Regions from separate parts of the Homo sapiens genome. Here region 1 is linked to region 2. A link is a loop called in an ENCODE intact Hi-C map of the cell type or tissue named here. Cell type or tissue: ascending aorta. All regions are shown on one strand. Each heading gives the region's core, and the rest is flanking DNA. Links, peaks and the distances in the headings are about the cores only.

What was found. Hi-C counts contacts between places; a loop is a spot of excess contacts. Peaks named below come from ENCODE experiments on the same cell type or tissue, not always from the same donor. Only the 100,000 strongest peaks of a DNase experiment are listed, where the experiment ranks them.
Region 1: it touches region 2 in a loop (2.4-fold over the local background); 1 of 110 quality-filtered maps calls a loop at or near these places.

Annotation. Positions count from the first base shown.
Region 1 is chr22:27,027,033-27,037,122 of GRCh38, forward strand. It overlaps the pseudogene RNU6-1066P. Among named protein-coding and RNA genes, the nearest start is that of LINC01422, 130 kb to the left of the region's middle. RefSeq lists a silencer at 5,154-5,448. In ascending aorta, for the core only: CTCF peaks have their summits at 5,338 (motif pointing right) and 5,537; DNase peaks (open chromatin) are centred at 5,033 and 5,509; H3K4me3 peaks cover 586 bases; H3K27ac peaks cover 1,200 bases.
Region 2 is chr22:27,166,079-27,176,168 of GRCh38, forward strand. No RefSeq gene overlaps it. Among named protein-coding and RNA genes, the nearest start is that of LINC01638, 54 kb to the right of the region's middle. RefSeq lists an enhancer at 4,092-5,291. In ascending aorta, for the core only: no CTCF peak of the experiment used is centred there; a DNase peak (open chromatin) is centred at 4,573; H3K27ac peaks cover 332 bases.

The DNA of each region.
Region 1 (10,090 bases), core at 3,105-7,104, 140 kb before region 2:
TTGGGCAGGTCTCTTTCCCTCTATGGGCCTCAGTTTCCTCATCTGTATATTGGGGTGGAGTGAGAAAGGATTTGGGATCTTCAAGGTTCCCCCCAACTCTGAGAGTCTATGAGCTCTGAAGATGCTCTTCAGGAAGGCTGTGATTTATATCACAGACGTGCAGGAGAGAAACAGTTGCAGAGGAGTCAATTTTTCTCTTGTAAACGGGATCTTTTTTAGAGGCCTCCAGGGAGAAAGAAAGGGACAAACATTTCTAGAAGGCCTACGATGAGGCAGAAGACACCGTGTAAACCTGGTCTTGTTTAGCTCCTTACGCTAAAGTTTATTTACCTTGCAAATGTATTATATGACTAAAATTTAAAAATAAAACAATAATAGGTTGATGTTTTGTCTCAAAAAAAGGAACCACATGATCCTGAGGAAAATGTGGAAAATAAAAAAAAATAGGAAGTAAAGGGACAAATAATCCATTCATTCAACAGGAATTTATTGAATACGCACTATGTGTCAATTATGATATAAAGAAACTGGGTCTTTACATAGCTTTATATATATATGTGTAAGTGTACGTATATGTATATACATATGTGTGTATGTATACATACACACGTATATATATACATATATACACACGTATATATATACATATATACACACGTATATATATACATATATACACACGTATATATATACATATATACACACGTATATATATACATATATACACACGTATATATATACATATATACACACGTATATATATACATATATACACACGTATATATATACATATATACACACGTATATATATACATATATACACATGTATATATATACATATACACACACATATATATGATTATAAGCATAGGGTCTACAATATTTAAATTCTGCAATTTAATTTACATTTCAATTCTATTCATTTTGGTGTTGTAATATAGCTAGTTCTTAATAAGCCTACCAGTTACAAGTCAGCTTTCTTTTTTCTGATTATAAAAATAACACACATCTTTACTGAAAAATATGTGGACATTACAAGCACATAAAAAGAAAGGAATAAAGATTACTCATAATCTACCACCCATACTTTTTTCTACTTATACATTTAGACTCTCAAAGTACGTGGATATCACCTCCTTCCTTCCCCCAGGGGACCCCCTATTGCCCATTCATCAGCCCCCACCAAAGTTACACACACAATAATGTTGCATGCTACCCCAAATCAGCAATTCTGTCTATTTAAATACTGCTTTCTATTCAGCACCTTGAACAGTGCCTGGTGCACAGTAGATGTTCCATACCTCACAAATGCTCTCTATAACGGAAGCAATGACTGACAAGGGGGTCATAGAGAACACAAGGTTTTATAATACGCTTTTAACAGAAATACCACCATGCCACAAGTAGTTTCAATACTTGATCTTAGCCAAAAGGCTGCAAAGCAATTGTAAGTACTTTCTGGTATTGTGAAATATTCTGCTGTAATATAATGGATGCTGTCTTCCTTATATCCTGTCACATATAGACTAATCATAATTACTTTCCCAAGTCTCATCTTGTGGCCTTCGAAATGATGGGTTCAGAAAGATCCTGGTAGCTGTTCTCTGCACAATTTCATGATCATTTTCTTGGGATAAGTTTCCAGATGTGCAATTGGTGGGTCAAAAAGCAGGCACATGCAATGGAACATTACTCAGTTGTGAAAAGGGGTGAAGAACTGATGCATGTTACAACATGGATGTACCTGGAAGACACCACGCTAAGTGAAAGAAGCCAGACATAAAAGATCACATGATCCATCATTTGTATGATATATCCAGAATAGGTGAATCCACAAAGACAGAAAGTGGATTAGTGGTTGCCAGTGGCTGTGGGGAGGGGTAATGGGAGTGACTGCTTAAGGGGTATAGGATTTTCTTTTAGGGTGATGAGAATGCTTTGGAACTAGGTAGAGGTGATGGTAGTATGGTATCATAAATGTACAGAATGCTGTTGAAATTATTCACCTTAAAATGGTTAATTTTATGTTATGTGAATTTCACCTTAATTAAAAAAATAAACAGGCGTGACATCAAGGCCAACTTTCTGTTCCCATTTGTGTATCCATCATTAATGCTATTGAGTGCCTGTTTCCTCAAAAAATCAGATTCTATGAACCTGGCCAGTGTTGTAAGCAAAATATATTGATTATTAGTGATATCAGTGTACTTTTCTCATGGGCTAGTGGATATTAATATTCCACTGACATGCTCATATTTGCCAATCATACTGGAGTGCTGGTCTTACCGATTTCCAAGAATGCATTTCTCCATTGATGATAACCCTTGCCATGTACATCTCAATCTTCATCACCTATTTATTTTTGCCATCTAATTTTAACATAATCTTAACTTTTTAATTGTAACTGACCTACAACCAGTGACTACAACACCATCCTGTTGACTGCCTGCTAGACATTGAGCTCCTACACCCATTTTCCTCCTCCTCATAGAGTCCAAGTCCACCATCTGTGTCCTGGAGCCAGCCCTGCCTCCAGTCTCAGAGAGCAGGCCCTGACTGACCAATCCAATTACAGCCACTTTATTTATCTTCTCAAGATTGGTTAAGACCTGGACATATGGCACGATCACAGGCCATGAGATATAAAGAAATTTTGCTGGGTGCCCCTGGGAAACTTTGTTTGGCTTTTACAAAGAGGCATTCATGAGGCAATGTCCCCATTCTTTCTCTAAATGTGGCTGGATCTGGGTGTGATGCTGGGATCTCTGCAGCCATTTTGTGTCCATGAGGAAAGTGAGCCCAGGCAATAAAGCTAACATGTAGAAAAGGACAACTGCAGGCACCTTCTCAGTGCACTCTCACTCTGGGCTTCTCATAAGGTAAGATAGTGGATGTCCTGACCCCTTCAGGCAGCTGAGTTAAGATGCCTGTTGCTTGCAGCTGAGAATGTCCTAAACCACCAACCCCATCCAGGGCAGTTGTTTCACTTTTTTTGTTTTTTAAATTTACAAACCAACTGCTTCAATAAGCACCTTCTTAAATAAAACTTTTTCCATAGTTTGATACACATCTTCAGATTGATTCCCAGAAGTGGAATTAAAAGATGACATGATATTAATTTTTTTTTTTTTTGAGAAAGAGTCTCGCTCTGTCGCCCAGGCTGGAGTGCCGTGGCGCAATCTTGGCTCACTGCAAGCTCCACCTCCCAGGTTCACGCCATTCTCCTGCCTCAGCCTCCCGAGTAGCTGAGACTATAGGTGCCTGCCGCCACACCCGGCTATTTTTTTTGTATTTTTAGTAGAGATGGGGTTTCACTGTGTTAGCCAGGATGGTCTCGATCTCCTGACCTTGTGATCTGCCTGCCTTGGCCTCCCAAAGTGCTGGGATTACAGGCATGAGCCACCACACTTGAAGTCACTTGATTCATATTTTTATTTGCTTTCCAGTTGAAGGCTCTACAGAATTAGTCTCTAAAGCTAGAAAATAAGGGGGTTGCGGGCTAGACCCCAGGTCTTCTGATATCACATCCAAAGCTAGATATGGAAAGTGAGCTGATCTTTACTTCCTTTAAATCTGAAATCATGGGTAATGGGTTCAGTTTGCCTGAATAAAGCATCCCCTGGATAGCCAAACCATGCTGCTATATGCATTTCTGTGCTTTATACTTTATTATGCAGTGTTTCAGAATGTATCTCTAAGTGTGATTGGATCTGGGGGTGATGGTGGGGCTTCTGCAGCCATTTTGTGTCCATGAGTAGAGTCAGCCCCTGAAATAACTGTCCCTGAATAGGGTTGGTGGTTCAGGATGCTCTCAGCAGCAGGTAAAATGCACCTGAACTCAGCTGCCTGAAGGATTCAGGGCAGCTTTTTTTGTTGTCGCTGTTGTTGTTTTTTAGATGAAATCTCACTCTGTCACCCAGGCTGCAGTGCAATGACGTGATCTTGGCTCACTGCAACCTTCGCCTTCTGGGTTCAAGTGATTCTCCTGTCTCAGCCTCCCGAGTAGCTGGGATTGCAGGTGTGCACCACCACGCCTGGCTAATAGTTTGTATTTTTAGTAGAGATGGAGTTTCACCACGTCAGCCGGGCTGGTCTTGAACTCCTTACCTCAAGCGACCCACCCGCCTTGGCCTCCCAAAGTGCTGGCATTATAGGCGTGAGCCACTGCGCCCGGCCAGGACAGCTATTATGTTACCTCGTGGGAAGCCCATGTAGGATTGGGACCGACATTAATGGTTGTAATTTGAGGTGGGGTGGGTCATGAGCCCCCATGATGACCTGATGAAATGTGTGAACCATCCCCCAGAAGGTGGCATGCTCACCTGTGTTGGTCTTCTAGGGCTACCATGACAGGGTGCTGTAGACCAGGGGGCTGAGAAAAAGGGAAATTTATTTGTTTACAGGCTTGGAGGCCAGAAGTTAGAGATCAAGGTATGGGCAGGGTGGGCTCCTTCTGAAGGCTGTAAGACAGCATATGTTCCAAGCCTCTCTCTTATCTGCCTGTGGTCCCACGGGTCCTTGGCTTGTAGATGGCTGTTTTCTCCCTGTATCTTTCCATCGTCTTTGTTCTATGTATGTCTGTGTCCAAATTCCCCCTTTTGATAAGGATATACCCCATGACCTTATCTTAGTTTGTTCATTGGCAAAGATCCTATTTCCAAATAAGGTCCCATTCCCAAGTTTGGGAGGTTAGGATTTCAACATCATTTTGGGGACACAATTCAACAGATAACACCATCCAAATGCATAAGCTTGCACCTAGAATGTCAGGGGTCATGAACATATTACGGTTTATCTAGAAACCTCGAGGCAGGATTTTATTTTATTCTGAACTATTCATTAGTAATAAGAATTCATGGGTAATAAGAAAGAAGTGATAGAGAAACCAAGGCCTGAAGAGGGAAGCACATGTTCTCACAGCACCCATGAGAACATGCAAGGACTGGAACCAGGACTCCTGGGCTTTCATGGAGCATCTCATCAGGATTCCAGCCTTTGCTGAGTCCAGTTCTCCGGCACTCACAGAAGCTGAGCCTTTGAATTAGACAAGCTGAAAAAGGACTGGCGAGCCAACTTCAAGGGAGACAGAGAGAAGCTGGCAGGAGCTGTGGGTCCCTGCCGGGGGACAATCCTTCCCTGCCAGGTGAAGGAGGCTAGAGCGCTGGGAGTCAGGGGCAGGAAGGTGTCAGGTCCTGGGGAGGCCAGAGCTTGTGCAAATCAATGCAGATCCTAGGAGGCGTGGGAGAGGAAGCTCGCTCTCACAGCAAACTCCTCAGGTCACAGCGGGGTGGATTCTGGCTTCAGTTCCCATTGACCATGACCCCTGGCCATTTCAGGGAGCAGCCAGGAGGGGGCGAGGAACCCTCCTCTCTGCTGCCTGTGCCAGCTGCCCGTCTATAGGAAGCCAACATGTCAGCCCTCCTGCCCACCGACGCCAGCCCAGAGGTGCCAAGACACCAAGTGCAGCGGAGCCAGCTGGCAGCGTAACGGAGAGCCAACGGCCCGGCCGGCCGGCCCATCTGCTCCTCACTGCCAGCTGCGTGCCTGTGGGAGGCGGGCCGGCAGCCCATCCGAGTGGCCGAGGTGCCAGCCACCGGGTGCTCTGGGCCAGCTGGCAGGCTGACAGGACTGGCCAGCATACCCATCTGCCCGCCGGCGCCAGATGAACGTGCAGGGAAACTGTGCCCGGGGACCTCAGGGTGCCAGCCTGCCTCGGGTTCCAAGGCATCGGAGACCCTGGTTCTCCTCTTCCCTCTGTCTCAACCCTTGTGAGCCCTGAGATGTTACTAACAAAGACCCAAACGAAGGCATGGGGAATCACAGAGGGGGGACAGGAAGTAACCCTTCTTGCAGGACTCCAGATCGGTGAATTTACAGGCTGTCAGGAGCACAGCCCATCGGTGATTAAGAGCATGGACTCTGGGGCCAGACTGCCTGGGTCCAGATTGCAGCTCTGACACTAATTAGCTGCATGACTTAGGGCAGGACTCTTAATTGTTTGTAGCCTCAGTTTTCTCACATGTAAACTGGGAAAGTAGCATCGACTTTATTGGGCTAAATGAGGAAGAAATAGAATGTGGTAAACACCCAATACCTGATGCTTATTATTATCACTCACATTATTAGAATCAGATTCAAGGAGTGTTTTAAACTCAAGTGTGCCTCAGATATCATCTGGTCCAATTTCATCATTTTAAAGTGGAGGAATAAAGGCCCAGAGAGGAGAAGGGCCATACTCAAAGTCACAATCACGTAAGAGTCATTTGGGGTACAGAGGCTAAATTCCAGGTCTCCTGTCACTCTCCCTAGTCTGTTGCCATGAAATGCTCCCCTGAAATAGAAGAGGATGGATGGAAAAGTAGGCAGGGGCCTTCCTGTCCTGCCCAATGCACCTAAATGCCTCAGGTGCACAGCTGCCACACTCCCTGGTTAGCCCTCAGAATGCACTGCCTGATATATGAGTGTGGGTGTTTCTTTCTGAGTGTTGACATCTATACTTGTGTATCTACTGTGTGAGCATAAATGTTTGGTACTGCCAAATGGATCCAAATCTCAAGTGCCGAGACCATGTTTTATTCAGGAACATCAACCCCCACCCCCACAAAGTCACCCCTCTCGAATGCTCAGATGTCATATCCAGAAAGCCTCTGACATCCCTGAGCCCCTATGCTTAGCACAATACCTGGAATATAGACATAGCCCTGGTTCAGCTGGTGCAGCTCCTTTAATTTGATGAATCAGAACTTTTACTGTCCACCCAACAACCAATAAGAGCAAGGATCCTAATGTTTTAAATCCTTTATGCTAATCTGCAGCCCTTGGATCTCACTTAGAGCCTAGCTATTCTTGGTTTGCGCACAGTACTAACGAAGGTGGTTAGCTGACCTTCCTGTCTACAAATTGAATTCAACAAATAAAAAGGGAGAAGGAAAAGCTGCAGGTAATAAAGGCCGATAAAGGTGGCTGGTGGTGTCTTCATGGGCATCAGAAATAGGTAGGATTATTTGAAAGTAGCCTCACTAATGGCAAAAACTGAGCGGTCTAGGGCCATTTTGTGAAGGGGCAAAGGGGGAGACCACTTCTCATTGTACAGAGCCTTTCATTTCTCACTGGAAAATAAATGATGCTCATAATGATAGCTCTGAGATTTAGTTCAAGGGCCACTGCCCAAACTATCAAAGAGCATCGTGCATTTTACAGAGATTTTCATCCCAAACATAATTTTTAAGATGATAATTAGAGGCGATCTTCCATCAACCAGAAACCTTGGCTTTCTCAAATGACTAAGTCAGGGAAGGTTATATGCTACGGGATCCACTGCTCTTTGTGTGGATGGAGATGACAATTAGAGAATTTAAGGGAAGCAAAGGGAAAGTGGAAGGTGGAGAGGGGGATCAATCAGGATTGCTTTGCATCCTGGACATGAATGTCAACTCCCCTTAGCTACATATGTATAGAATGGGCAGTTTTCAAAACTATTTTGCACCCATTATTCATCATCTCATTTATTGGGATTCTTGTCGACCAAAGAGGAAACACATGCACATATGTGTATGCACACACACACACAGAGATGTGTACACATACATGAGGATACACATCCATACACACGTACATGCAGACACTGACACACAGAGTAAGTCCCATCCTAAAATACCCAAGAAGCAATCGATGAAAAAAAATCACTTTGCAGAAAAGTACATATATATGCACGATGCACACCCTCAAGCATGCATATACAAATACACACACATGCGTGCATAGAGATACACACAGGCTCACACACATCTACACACAATTACATGCAAAGATGCACACGTGCACATGTGCATGCACATAAACACACAGACATGCACACATGCTGCCATCCTTTATTATTGCCTCAGAACAGCGAGCCTGAAAGATTTTTTTCACGGTCTTGGATTGGTGAAACTCCACATAACTTTGGGATCGTGACTTTTTTTTTTTTTAACAGAGTTTCGCTCTTATTGCCCAGGCTGGAGTGCAATGGCACGATCTCAGCTCACTGCAACCTCTGCCTCCCGGGTTCAAGCAATTCTTCTGCCTCAGCCTCCTGAGTAGCTGGGATTGCAGGCGCCTGCCACCATGCCTGGCTAATTTGTTGTATTTTTAGCAGAGACGGGGTTTCACCTTGTTGGCCAGACTGGTCTCGAACTCCTGACCTCTGGTGATCCTCCCACCTTGGCCTCCCAAAGTGTTAGGATTACAGGCGTAAGCCACTGCTCCTGGCCTGGGATCATGACTGTTAGGAGGGGATGATGATATTGTAACTGCCACCATTCTGAGAGGGGGCCTCATATGTTCAAGATCTTGTGCCTGGCATTTGACACTCCATTTACCACCCTTTATATCTTTTTCTTTTCCCCCTCTTCCTTCTTTTTTTCTTTCTCTACCTTTTTCTTTTTCTCTCTTTCACGAGCAGTTCCATGAGCACTTTCTTACTGTAAAACATCAACATTATACACAAAACAAACCTTCCTCCTGTATATTTCCTGCCTTCATAACCACTCAATTTCTGAGCAATAATGGCTGTGATCAATTTCAAGTGGAACCTGCATCCCCCAATTTGACATGCAGTTCTATAGTACATACAGAAAAGCCCTGAATATCCGCAAACAGGATGAAGGTTAAGCACGCTCTGAAATACCATACAATAGCTGAAAATAACCAAAGCAAATTTTTGGAATAATATTAGTCAGCATCTACCAGCCGTAAATAGGAGTTGGCACTCTCCCTGCATTCCGTCATTTAATCCTTTCAGATACACCTGCACATGATTAATATTCCCATTTAACAGATGTGAACACCGAGGAAAGGTGGGATTAGGACGTTAGGACATTTGTCATGCTCATACACTATAATTGAAATGATATACAGATGATTAGCATGGTCCCTGTGCAAGGATGACATGCAAATTTGTGAAGCATGTTAGGACATTTGTCCAGCCAGCATGTTGCAGACCTGAGATTTAAACCACGTGATCTGTCTCTAAAGCCTGCATTCTTCTTCTTCTTCTTCTTTTTTTTTTTTTTTTTTTTTTTTGAGACGGAGTCTCGCTGTGTCATCCAGGCTGGAGTGCAGTGGCGTGATCTCAGCTCACTGCAACCTCTGCCTCCTGAGTTCAAACAATTCTCCTGCCTCAGCCTCCTGAGTAGCTGGGATTACAGGCACCCACCACCATGCCCAGCTAATTTTTGTGTTGTTAGTAGAGACAGGGTTTCACTACGTTGGCCAGGATGGTCTCGTACTCCTGACCTCTTGGTCGCCCACTTTGGCCTCCCAAAGTGCTGGGATTACAGGCATGAGCCACCGCACCTGGCCTTAAAGCGTGCATTCTTAAGACGCATACTAAGATAACCAAGAAACAATAAGTGAAAAAAAAATCCATTTGCAAAAGAGGGCGCACGATATGATCCCGTTTATATAAAAACTGAATACATATATGTGGGTGCATACATGAATGTATGGCTTTCTATAACTCTTGCAACATCCCAGTACACTTTTAACAAATGACTGGTGCAGCAGAGGTGAACGGACTTTCTGTGGCTGTGGAGCTGGGTTCAAGTTCACCTCTGTCCAACAACACAGCTTGTGCTGTATTCACAATACTTTTCTTCCTATGATAACAGAGTGAACTTTGCGTGGGGGTGGGTGAATTGGGAGAGGATTGTTTTTAAAGAGTTTGCCACCAAAAGCATCTTTTGGGGAGAACACCTGTCCCTCACTGTTTCATGCTTCTAGAAGGGAATGGGTAGCTCTATGAAGTCAGAGAAGAAAGAACTCTAGGCTGTATAAAGTATAAGCCATCACAGAGGGAGGACCCCTCCAGCACTGACGATTGAAAGACGCCTCCAATGCCTCCATTATAGGGCGACATAGTTGACTGGTCTCTTGGTTTGGCAGTGCAAAGTCTCTTAAAAAATCTTAGCAAGTTTCAAATGCACTATGGGGCTGAGAAAAGTGCTTCAGCTGGGGCGCAGGAGACCTGGGTTGCAATCCTATCTCTGCTTCTTGCTTACTGTCTGTCCTTTCCCTACTGTGTTTTCCAACTCTGCTCACTGGGGCAGGG
Region 2 (10,090 bases), core at 3,061-7,060:
TGGGGAAGTTTGCTGGCACATCTGCTAAACTGAAGGGCTTTGGGGTTTGAGAACAAACAAATAATAAATAAATGACTATATAATAAAATGAAGATGGGGGGACAATACCCTTTGAGTTGGGAGATAAGAAATCTTAAGAGAAAGGAAAATGATGTACCAGCGTTGTGTGTGCCCAATATCAAACTTGCGGGAATGCCCAGTGAGTGATGCAAGAATGAATGAATGAATGAATGAATGAATGAATGAATGAAGAATAGCATATTTAAAGGACAATCTGAAGGCAACTGTACCTAGAGCAGGAGCTTAAAAAGAACTCCATTCCCAGTCTCTTGTGGTTGATTTCAGTAGTTGGATATTCTCAGTGTTAAAATGAATTACAAGTTTGGGTATCCCCATGTTACCCTCCTGAGCAACTGCCTGCCTATTGAGAAGAGAGAGATGATATAAAATAAGAAAACCGACTTAAAGAAGAGAATTCCCATTGGTAGAATAGGAAGGGCCTTTGGCTGGCATTCATTCACTGTACAGATGGGCAAATGGGTCAAGCAAGACTCAGAGAGGAGAAATGTTCACTCAAAGTCACATTGTGCTAGAAACCAAGTCTCCAAATTCCTAATCCAGTATATCTTTTTTGTTTTTAACCTCACGCAGAGAGGATCCAATGAAGTAAAGCGTTCCATATCAAGTTTTTAGAACTATCTGGGGTGCACAGAGGAGCTGACAGCAGGCATAGCTATCATAGCTACTTGTGCCACCTTTGGATCTTAAGCAAGACACATGTGTAGACTGATCCTATGTTTGTTGGCACGTGAAAAAATATAAAGCAAGGGACACTTGCAATTGTCAGCGTGGTTCTAAGTGGCCACAGTATTCAGCAAGTCTTGCGGAAGGTTCAGGCTCTGGAGGCCATAGCAGAAGAGAAGACCAGAGCGGGTCCTGCCCTTGTGTCCTTTACCTCCCGCACCATCAGCACCACTCCTCTGTGCCTGGATGCCTCTTCCGTGCTTGTAAGCTTTGCGAATTCCTGCAGATGCTTAAGTGCCATCTCAAATACTCTCTACCTAGAGAGTAGTCATTCCCCCTCTTATGATCTGGAAAGACTTGTTCATACATCGATTAGGGTGTTTTCCACACTGGTCTGTAAGCCTACCCTACACATCTGCCCCACTTCCAGTCTGTGGGCATCTAACACACTGGGATTCCATGGTGCTATGCGTTCTCAGCACAGGACACATGCCTGGCACATGGTAAGAACTCAACACGAGTTTGTTGCATAAATGGCAGGCATGGTAATAAATCTGATTGCAGCCTGGGGACTGTCTCTTAACTACAGACCTCGCAAGGCTTCCTAGTGCCTCTTGGCATTGGCTACAATTGTCAGGTCAGCAGAGAAGGCTTTAGCCCTGAAGGACCATCCAGCCACAGGGGTTCAAGTGATAGAGAGGGCTACAGAGGGCACATCACTGTCCAGCATCTTCTAATGCAGTGTACCCACTCTCTACTAAAATGCAATGAGCCTCTCATAGAATGTGGCTCCATGAACAACACAGACCTCAGTCTGAGAGGCTAAGGCCTCCTTCTTCATTTCTAGGGAAGGCTGAAGAGGGAGTTCTGGACATTGGGACATAGTTCTGTCCCACCAACTATTACCACCATTTTGCAGATGGAAAAACTGAGGCTCAGGGAGGTTAAATAACTTACCCAATGTCACATATTGAGGAAATGATGGGGCTGCGGAATCAACCCTATGTCCATCTGAATCCAGACATGAACTTTCTGGGCTAAGCAGCACTGTGGGGTGCAGGAGTTGGCAGACTGTGGCTGGCACCCTGGGAGATGTGTGGCCCTGAGCAGAGCCACAGATGCAGTGGCTACACAGGGTCCTTTCAGTTACTCTCCCCACTGTAGCCTCAGAGTTCCCACAACCATGTTTGCAGAGCTGCAGGGCCTTCTGGGTACTTGCAACAGCCTAGCCTCCCAAATCTTGGACCTCCTCACCTGTAGGGACATTTGTCTCCCTATTAAATATAGAATCATATCCTTCCCCAGCCTACAAGACCCTGCAAGGCTGGCCCTGAAGCCCTCCCCAGCACCCACTCACACCACAACTCATTTTGTTTGCTGAGGACCAGTTACAGACTCTTAATAGCTCTTGGAGAAATCTATATTCCTTTCCATCGCTTGATTTTCAACCTTCATCTAAGGTTTTCCCACCACTTGGGAGGCTCTTTTCTTTCCTTTTCATCTACTTAGCTCCTATTCATCCCTCTGATCCTTCCATAAATGCCATTCCCTGATCCCACCTAAGTCAGGCCCCCTTTTCTAACCTCTCACCACCCCTCATTCTTCTTCTCCGTATCATTTGTCTCCATTTGAATTGTATGTTTATTTGTATGGTTATCTGGTGAATCTGTCTGCTCTGCTAGACTGTAAGCACCTTGAATGCGGAGACCAGGTCTGGGTTTGCCGTACAGCACAGTGTCTGGCACATAATAGGAGCTCAATAAATATTTGTTGGATGGATAGGTAAATGGAGGGATGGGTGGATTATAACATAGGTGGATGGATGGGTACATGGATGAGATATTGTAGGGTAGGTGGATAGATTGGGTGCATGAATGAATAGAGAGATGGATTTCAGGAGATGTGGATAGATGGGTGGATGTTTGGGTGGTTGGGTGGGTAGGCGGGTTGTTGGGTGGATAGATATAGAGACGAACTTTAGGAGAGGTGGATGAATGGGAGGATTAATGGATGGATGGATAAGTGGATAGATAAATGGATGTTTCATCTGGGTAGATGAATGGATGGATGGATGGATGAAAGGATAGATGGATGGATGACTGGATTAATTTTAGGAGAGATGGATGGACGGATGGATGGATGGATGGTTGGATGGATGGATGGATAAATGTAAAGATGTCTAGGTGGGTAGGTTGATGGACAGATGGATAGAGAGATGGATTTTAGGACAGGTGGATGAATAGATAAATGGATGTATGGATTTTATGGTAGGTGTATTAATGGGTTCATGCATGGATGGATAAATAAATAATACTGCTTCCCTAGACTTTCTCAAAGGAAAGTGGACATTATTCCAATATTTTATCTTCTATAAAATTATGTCAAATAGTCTTACATAAGCCATGATTGAGCCACCTAGAGCTGTTTTCAGAGAGCAGCATTCTACACATGTTTACTCAACACTCTAAGGAGATAGAGAGACTTCTGGTACAGCAGTTACGATAACAAGTTCTTCCATCAGTCTCTCTGGGTCAATTGCCTCACTCCTCTCCCCATCCCCCATCAGCTGTGGGATGTTGAATTAATGCTCTCAGTTCTTGACTTCTGTGTAGGAAGATGACATGTTCACACCTTTGCTGGGGCTTCAAGGTGTGGGGACAAATATTCCCCCAACCCTTGACTCTGGGCTTGAACATGTGGTTTCCTCTGGCCCATGGGACCTTGCCTTTTGCCATGAGTAGTTGTAGGTCCAAGGAGGATGGGAGATCAGTGGAGAAGATCTGGGGCTGAGCTCAGTCAAGACCAGTCTTGGAGACCCCCATTAACTCCTACATGCATGAGGGAGAAGTCAACACTTGTTTTCCTCCAAGATGTCTATGGTCACGTGTCATGTAACATTATTGTGGCCATACCTGACTGATACTTCAACTGTGTGACCTCTAGCAAGTTATTTAAGCTTCCTGTGCCTTAGTTTCCTCATTGGTAAAATAGAGAATAATACTATATTTTTCACCGTAATCAATCTTTCAGAGTTGTTGTGAGAATTATCTGTCATATAACACAAGTAAAGAATTGAGAACAATGCCTGGTTTATAAACGTCCAATAACTTTTGGCAAGTTAATATCATCATCCCTAAGTGACTCCATAAAAGCTGCTGATTACATTGAAGTAGCAATTTGGGGTAGACACCAATCAAGATCAAAGTCCAGCAGTAAATCAGTAGGTAGATAAATTTTCATGTTTGCAAATAATAATAGCACTTGCTGAACTCTTGTCTTATGCCCAACCCTGAGCTGAGATTACATAAGTTTTCATCTTGCTGAATTCCCAGAGCTGGGCTGTGAGGTAGACTTTACTGTTAACCTGTATTGATACATCAGGAAACTGAGAATTGGAGAGCTAGTTCACCTAGTTTGGAAGTGATGGAGCTGGGATTGAAACTGATGGAAACTCCAGGATCCATATCCATAAGCTCCATACTCCACAGCTGAGAGTTTATAGATGAGGAAACTGAGGCTCAGAGAAGGGAGATGCCTTGGCTGTGGTCACACAGCGGCTACTTGACTGAATCAGTTTCCACATGATCTTGTCAGTGCTGTAAGATGAAAGGCATCTCAGAGGGTGGCCCAGAGACAGAGAGAGGGTCTCCATTTTCCAGCTTTATTTCTGGGTGTCCAGGAATGTGTTTTGAGTTGGACTTGAAAAAGAAACTCCCTTGACATCAGAGAGGCAGTACTGGGCTGGGCCAGTGTGTGCCAAGGCTAACTGGGCATGCATTCCTGGACCAACTGCTGGAAAATGTGCAAACGTGGAAATATTTCCCCTGCTGAGTTCTGTAGTGTGCCGCTGTGGAGGCCTGCAAAGCTTGTCAGCCATGACTCACCCCTTCCACAAAGTTGGCCTGGTCATTTCGGGTGAGGACCAGGAGCACACAAGGTTGAATTGGATGTTTATGGCTCCCAAGGGACCCATCAGACGTGCTGCCTGCCTCCCATCTTCTTTCTGGCTGAGTTTTCAGAAATGTAGGTTAGGACAAAGTCCTGGAAGGAATAACAGGAGAATAAAGGGAGTGTATTGATAGAGTGCCTACTGCATACCAAGCCCTGGTTGAGCAGTTCTATATGTTATAAACTTGCTCTTTGAAGGATGATCCCAGCAGCATCAACATCCCTGCAGAGCCCGTTAGAAATGCAGGATTTCCAGCCCCATTGTAGACCTGCTGAATCAAAATCTTCGTCTTTAACCATATCCACAGGGGGTTCATCTACAAATCAGCCCTGTTAAAAATCTCATTGCATTCCCTCCAATGCAAACATGCTGACCCCCATTTTACAGAGGGAAACTGAGGCTCCGAGCAGCCAAGACTTGCAGAAGGTTCCCCCAGTGAAGGAGAGGCTGCACTGTCACCTGCAATGTGTCTATCTATCCCAGAACCCAGGATCTTTGGGGCGCATTACAAGCAAAATGGCTCAAAGCCCTGCGGTTGCAGGACCATAATAAAGAGGAGGGATGATATTGTGGAAAAAGCTTTTCAAAGTCAGCAGTTTATGTCTCAGCTCTGCCATTATCTTGCTAAGCCATCTCCCTAAGGACTCAGTTTCTTCATCCATGAAATGGGGGCAGGCATCAAACCACATGGCCTCTGCAATCATTTTTAGCTGGGAGATTTTGATTTGAGGACCCAGAGGATTGGTGGTGCTCAGGGTCTCTCCCATCTCAACATAAGGTTGAACCACACCCAACCTCCACTTTCCAAGAGCTTCCCAGGGGCCTCTCCCATTCCCCAGTCAAACAGAACTGCCCAACCGCCTCAAACGCCACACAAAATCACAGGCAACAGGGCAGAAAACCCAATTATCTCAGCTGTTACACTGCTTAATTTAATATTTCCAACGAGTTCCTTGAGTCTGCTTCTCAAGAATGAAATGCATATTTGGGCTCTGTCACAAAACATTACATTTTGTCAAGGCAATCCATTTTGCTGCGGTAATTTGTAAGTGTGCAGCGCTCTCCCTCATCACCCCACCCGCCACGTGGTCTGGAGGCTTCTATAGTGTCTTCTGGGAAGAGACAAGAAACTGGGAGTCTCTGCAATGACAGGCAGGTGGGAATGGCAGAGAAACAGGACCTGATATGCATCTGGCTTTCTGAAACTCCACAAAGAAAGAGTTTGGGGAGAACCAATCGAATCTCTTACCACTGGATTACAGAGGCAGGACCTGGATAGGTATTTAGCTGGCCCCAGATGATTGTTTAAACTTTTTAAAAAGATTACACAAATCATCATGCATAGTCATTGAAGAAAAAAATTAAAAATTTAGATAATTTTTTGAAAAAAGAAATTGCCTGCAAACTCTCACCTAGAGATGAAGGTGAGTGTTGTTAAATTATACATTTAGTTTTGACAAGTGAGTAAAAGTGATCCCCATTTTAAATATCAAAAAGTATAGAAATTAAGTTTCAAGTTAATTAATTTTTTCATTGATACATATTAGTTTTACATATTTTGGGGATACATGTGATATTTTGATACCTGTATACAATGTGTAGTGATCAAATCAAAGTAATTGGGGTAGCCATCACCTCAAAAATGTATCTTTTCTTTGTGTTGGGAGTATTACACATCTTTTCTTCCAGTTATTTTGAAATATGCAATAAATTATTGTTAACTGTAATTTTCCTACTGTACTACCTAATACTAGAACTTATTCCTTCTAACTGTATTTTTTGTACTGTTAACCAACTTGATTTATAAACACACACACACAACCAAATAGGATCTCATTCGACATGCTATTTTAAATTTTATTTTACATTGAAATAACTTCAGACTTACAAAAAGTTGTAAGAACCTTGTAGAGTTACTGTGTGTCCTTCATCCACCTTCCCCCATCTTTTATAACAATGGTTCATGATCACAACCAGGAAACTAGCATCCTGCATATGAATTTATTAGCTGACTTTTCTACTCACCACTTTCCCATTAGAGCCTAGCCCTTAGTTTCAGACTTTAGTGATTAAATCCTGGTTCTTTCTACTCAGGGGATCTTGGCCTAGAGACTTTGGTTTCCCATCTGCAAAATGGGTTGGTAAGCAAATGCTCATCTTGTATCAGGCTTGCTGTGAAAATTAAATGATATAATGCAGAATGCGGGACCCACATGAAGTACTGAGAAGATAATATCTGTCCCTGTATAGTTTTATCCTTGTATTATCACTTCAAATCCCAGAGATCTGGGGAGATGCGTAAGGAGTACTGGGTGGCTAGTGTGGAAAGGGGCTAAGAGGCAGGATCTTTGTTTCCCTACCTAACCGTAACTAAGGCAACTGTTTCATTTTTTTCTAAAAACCTACTCCATGTATTTAAATTTTATAGACAAAATCTGGTTTGAAGAAAAGAGAATTTCAGGGTTTTATAAACAGGTGAATCCCAAGATTTTTAAAAAGGTTTTTCTGATCTCAAATGGCTGCATAGAATTTCATTGCATGGAAGCCCCGTTCTTTACTTGGTCAGTTCCTTTTTGTTAGACATGTAGTTGTTTCTAATTTTTATTAATGCAAAAAACTCTAAAATGAACATAATTATGCATATATTTTTGCATACTTGTCCAAATATTCTTCAGATACATTTCTTAATTTTTATTTTTTTTAGAGAAGGGATCTCACTCTATTTGCCCAGGCTGGAGTTCCATGGCACAATCGCAGCCTACTGCAGCCTCAAATTCCCGTGCTCAAGTGATCCTCCAGCCTCAGCCACCTGAGTAGCTGTGAGTACAGACATGAGCTATCATGGTGGACTTTTTAAAGATAAATTTTTATCAATAGAATTTTAAATCAGGGAGACCTGATTAAGAAGGAAACAGGTGCTTCCCTCCCATGAGTCACAGCACTGGGGTCTCCTCTTGCAGAACCATGGAGAGGTGTCACAGAGGAAATCTATTTACAAGCTTTCCGCTTAACCAGCTGATTGTTCTGAATGCTCCCATAGTTAGGTATGACAGGAATTTTCCTTCCCATTTTTTTGACGAGAAGACTGAGTTTCCAGGAGGTTGCAGCCGTTTCTCTCGGGCCATATGGCTAATAAGGAGCTTGAGCAGGGATTCAACCTGTTTGCAACCCAAGTTCTTTCCAAGAGGTCTCAGACTACCTCCTCCATCTCCCCCTCTCCCCCACAACACACAAATACAGAGATTGAATTCAGGAGCCAGTTTCTAGGTGGGCTTTGAGCAATCATACACAGTAATCTCTTGGTGCTTTAGTTTTCTCAAATGGGAAATGGAAATGAGAGATGATATAGTCTAGGAATATTTGAATTTACATGAAATCCAAGCTTTTCTTTACTACAGGACGTCTCATAACTTTTATTATAATAACATATATTATGGATCTCTAAGAAGGGGATTTGCTGGGCTCCTAGACATTGATTACCAAGAAATCCTTTTATCAAAAGCATCTCATGGGGCTATTATTTCATAGGATTCATTTAAAGGACACTTCATCTAACCAGCTAGGTTATCTGTACCTACACTTAACTATGGCCAACATTCACTGAACTCAGTGCGTGTCAGGCATCTTGCTGAGCATGTTATAAATGTAGCGTACGGTTTAGTCCTCATGATCGTCTTTGAAAGCGTGAGTGATTGTGTGGTTGAAAAACTGTAAGAGTGAAGGAATGAGGGGTGGGTACCAATCGGGGCCCCAGCAGGGAACAGATGGCATATTCAAAGAGGCTGTGATGATAGAAAAGAACTGAAAATAACCACAGAGGACCACACATCACCCTAGGGCTTCTAGAGTAAGGACCTGTCACCATCCCTAGGCCTGAGGGGGCAAGGCCAGGGGGCTATTTCAGGGGATCAGAGATAGTAGCTATTGAAGAGGGCTGCTTGGCAATGGATGTGACCTCTGGTAGAGGGACCCAGCCAGCCTGCAGTCCAGCAGAGAGGAAGGCAGGGAATCAATACTCTGATCTCTTTTTCCCCTCCTTTCCTCCTCTTGCTTGCACCTCCCATTGGCAGGACCTACCCAGAAGCTGGAGGGCTCCAGATCCCCTTGGTGTAGCTCACCCTTCCCGGGCACAGAGCAGGGAGAAGAGGGATGGAGAGTGAGTGTGGAGGGGTAAATGGGAGACATCTCACGCTAAGGAGTGAGTGAGGGCAAGACTTGAGTGACTGAATGAGAGCATGAGGGAGTAGGGAAGGAAAGCAGCTGTCTCCCCGTGATCTGAGCCCCTCCCCAAAAGCCACCTTCCCCTCCTGCTCCAAACACCACCCAGGACCCAGACTTGGGGTCAAACCCTCCTTCGCTCCCCTCATTATCCCATCAGATTGGGGCTGTCATTAGCCCCCAGCACTGAACAAAGGGCCCTAGCCCAGGCGGCCGTATCCACGGGGCTAATTAATTGGATTAATGGTAGTGCAGCCCACACTGGGTCTGCCTCGGATAATTTCAATGAACGCTGAACACCAATCCCCAAAGTCATTGGAATATGGATGAGGCAAATTGAGTTAAAATTGAGGAGATTGCTGCATTCATTAGCCCGCCCACCCTCTGAAGTCGCTGGTTAATATGCAAACTATTAATATGCAAATCAGTGCAAATGGAAAAAAAAAAAAAGAAGTGTGAGGTTCCCCCCCAGCAACTCCTTGTTTTTTTGGAAACTCGGCTACACTTGGGCAGCTGCTTCCTGTGAAAGGGAGAGGCAAGTTTGTGTGCAGGTCTCTGAGGCAGAAGGGACTGGGAGCTTTCATGTCAGAAATTAATTAAAAGCAGCAGCAGCGACACAGCACACCTTTATCGCCCGCAAACACATGTTAGAGCGAGCAGGGCAAGGTGGGAAAACCGGATTCCAGGAGAGAAAGCTTGCTTGTTCACCTGGGAGCAGGGCCCTGGCAGCCATAGGGAGGTCTGTTTGGGCTTTGAAAAATTTTTATTTGTGTGTTTGTGATATATACACACACGTGTGTGTGTGTGTGTGTGTGTGCGTGTGTATAACTGCAGAAGTAATACATGTTCATTACAGAAAAATTAGCAAATAGGTTGAGTGGAAGCTTAGTTGTCTAGGATTAGAACCAAATCAGAAGGAAAAGTTAAGTCACTTTATCTCATAAGTCACTTTATCTCATAAGTCACTTAAAGCAAGGAATCTTTTTTAAGTGACACATTCATACGTTGAATATTTTATTCATTTAAAATTTGACTCTTTAATCAATCAGTGATACAGTCACATGGTTCAGAATTCTAAAGGGAAAAAAGCAGAAGGAAGGAAGGAAGGAAGGAAAGAAGGAAGGAAGGAAGGGAGGGAGGAAAGGAGGAAGGAAAGAAAGAGAGAAAGAAGGAAGGGAA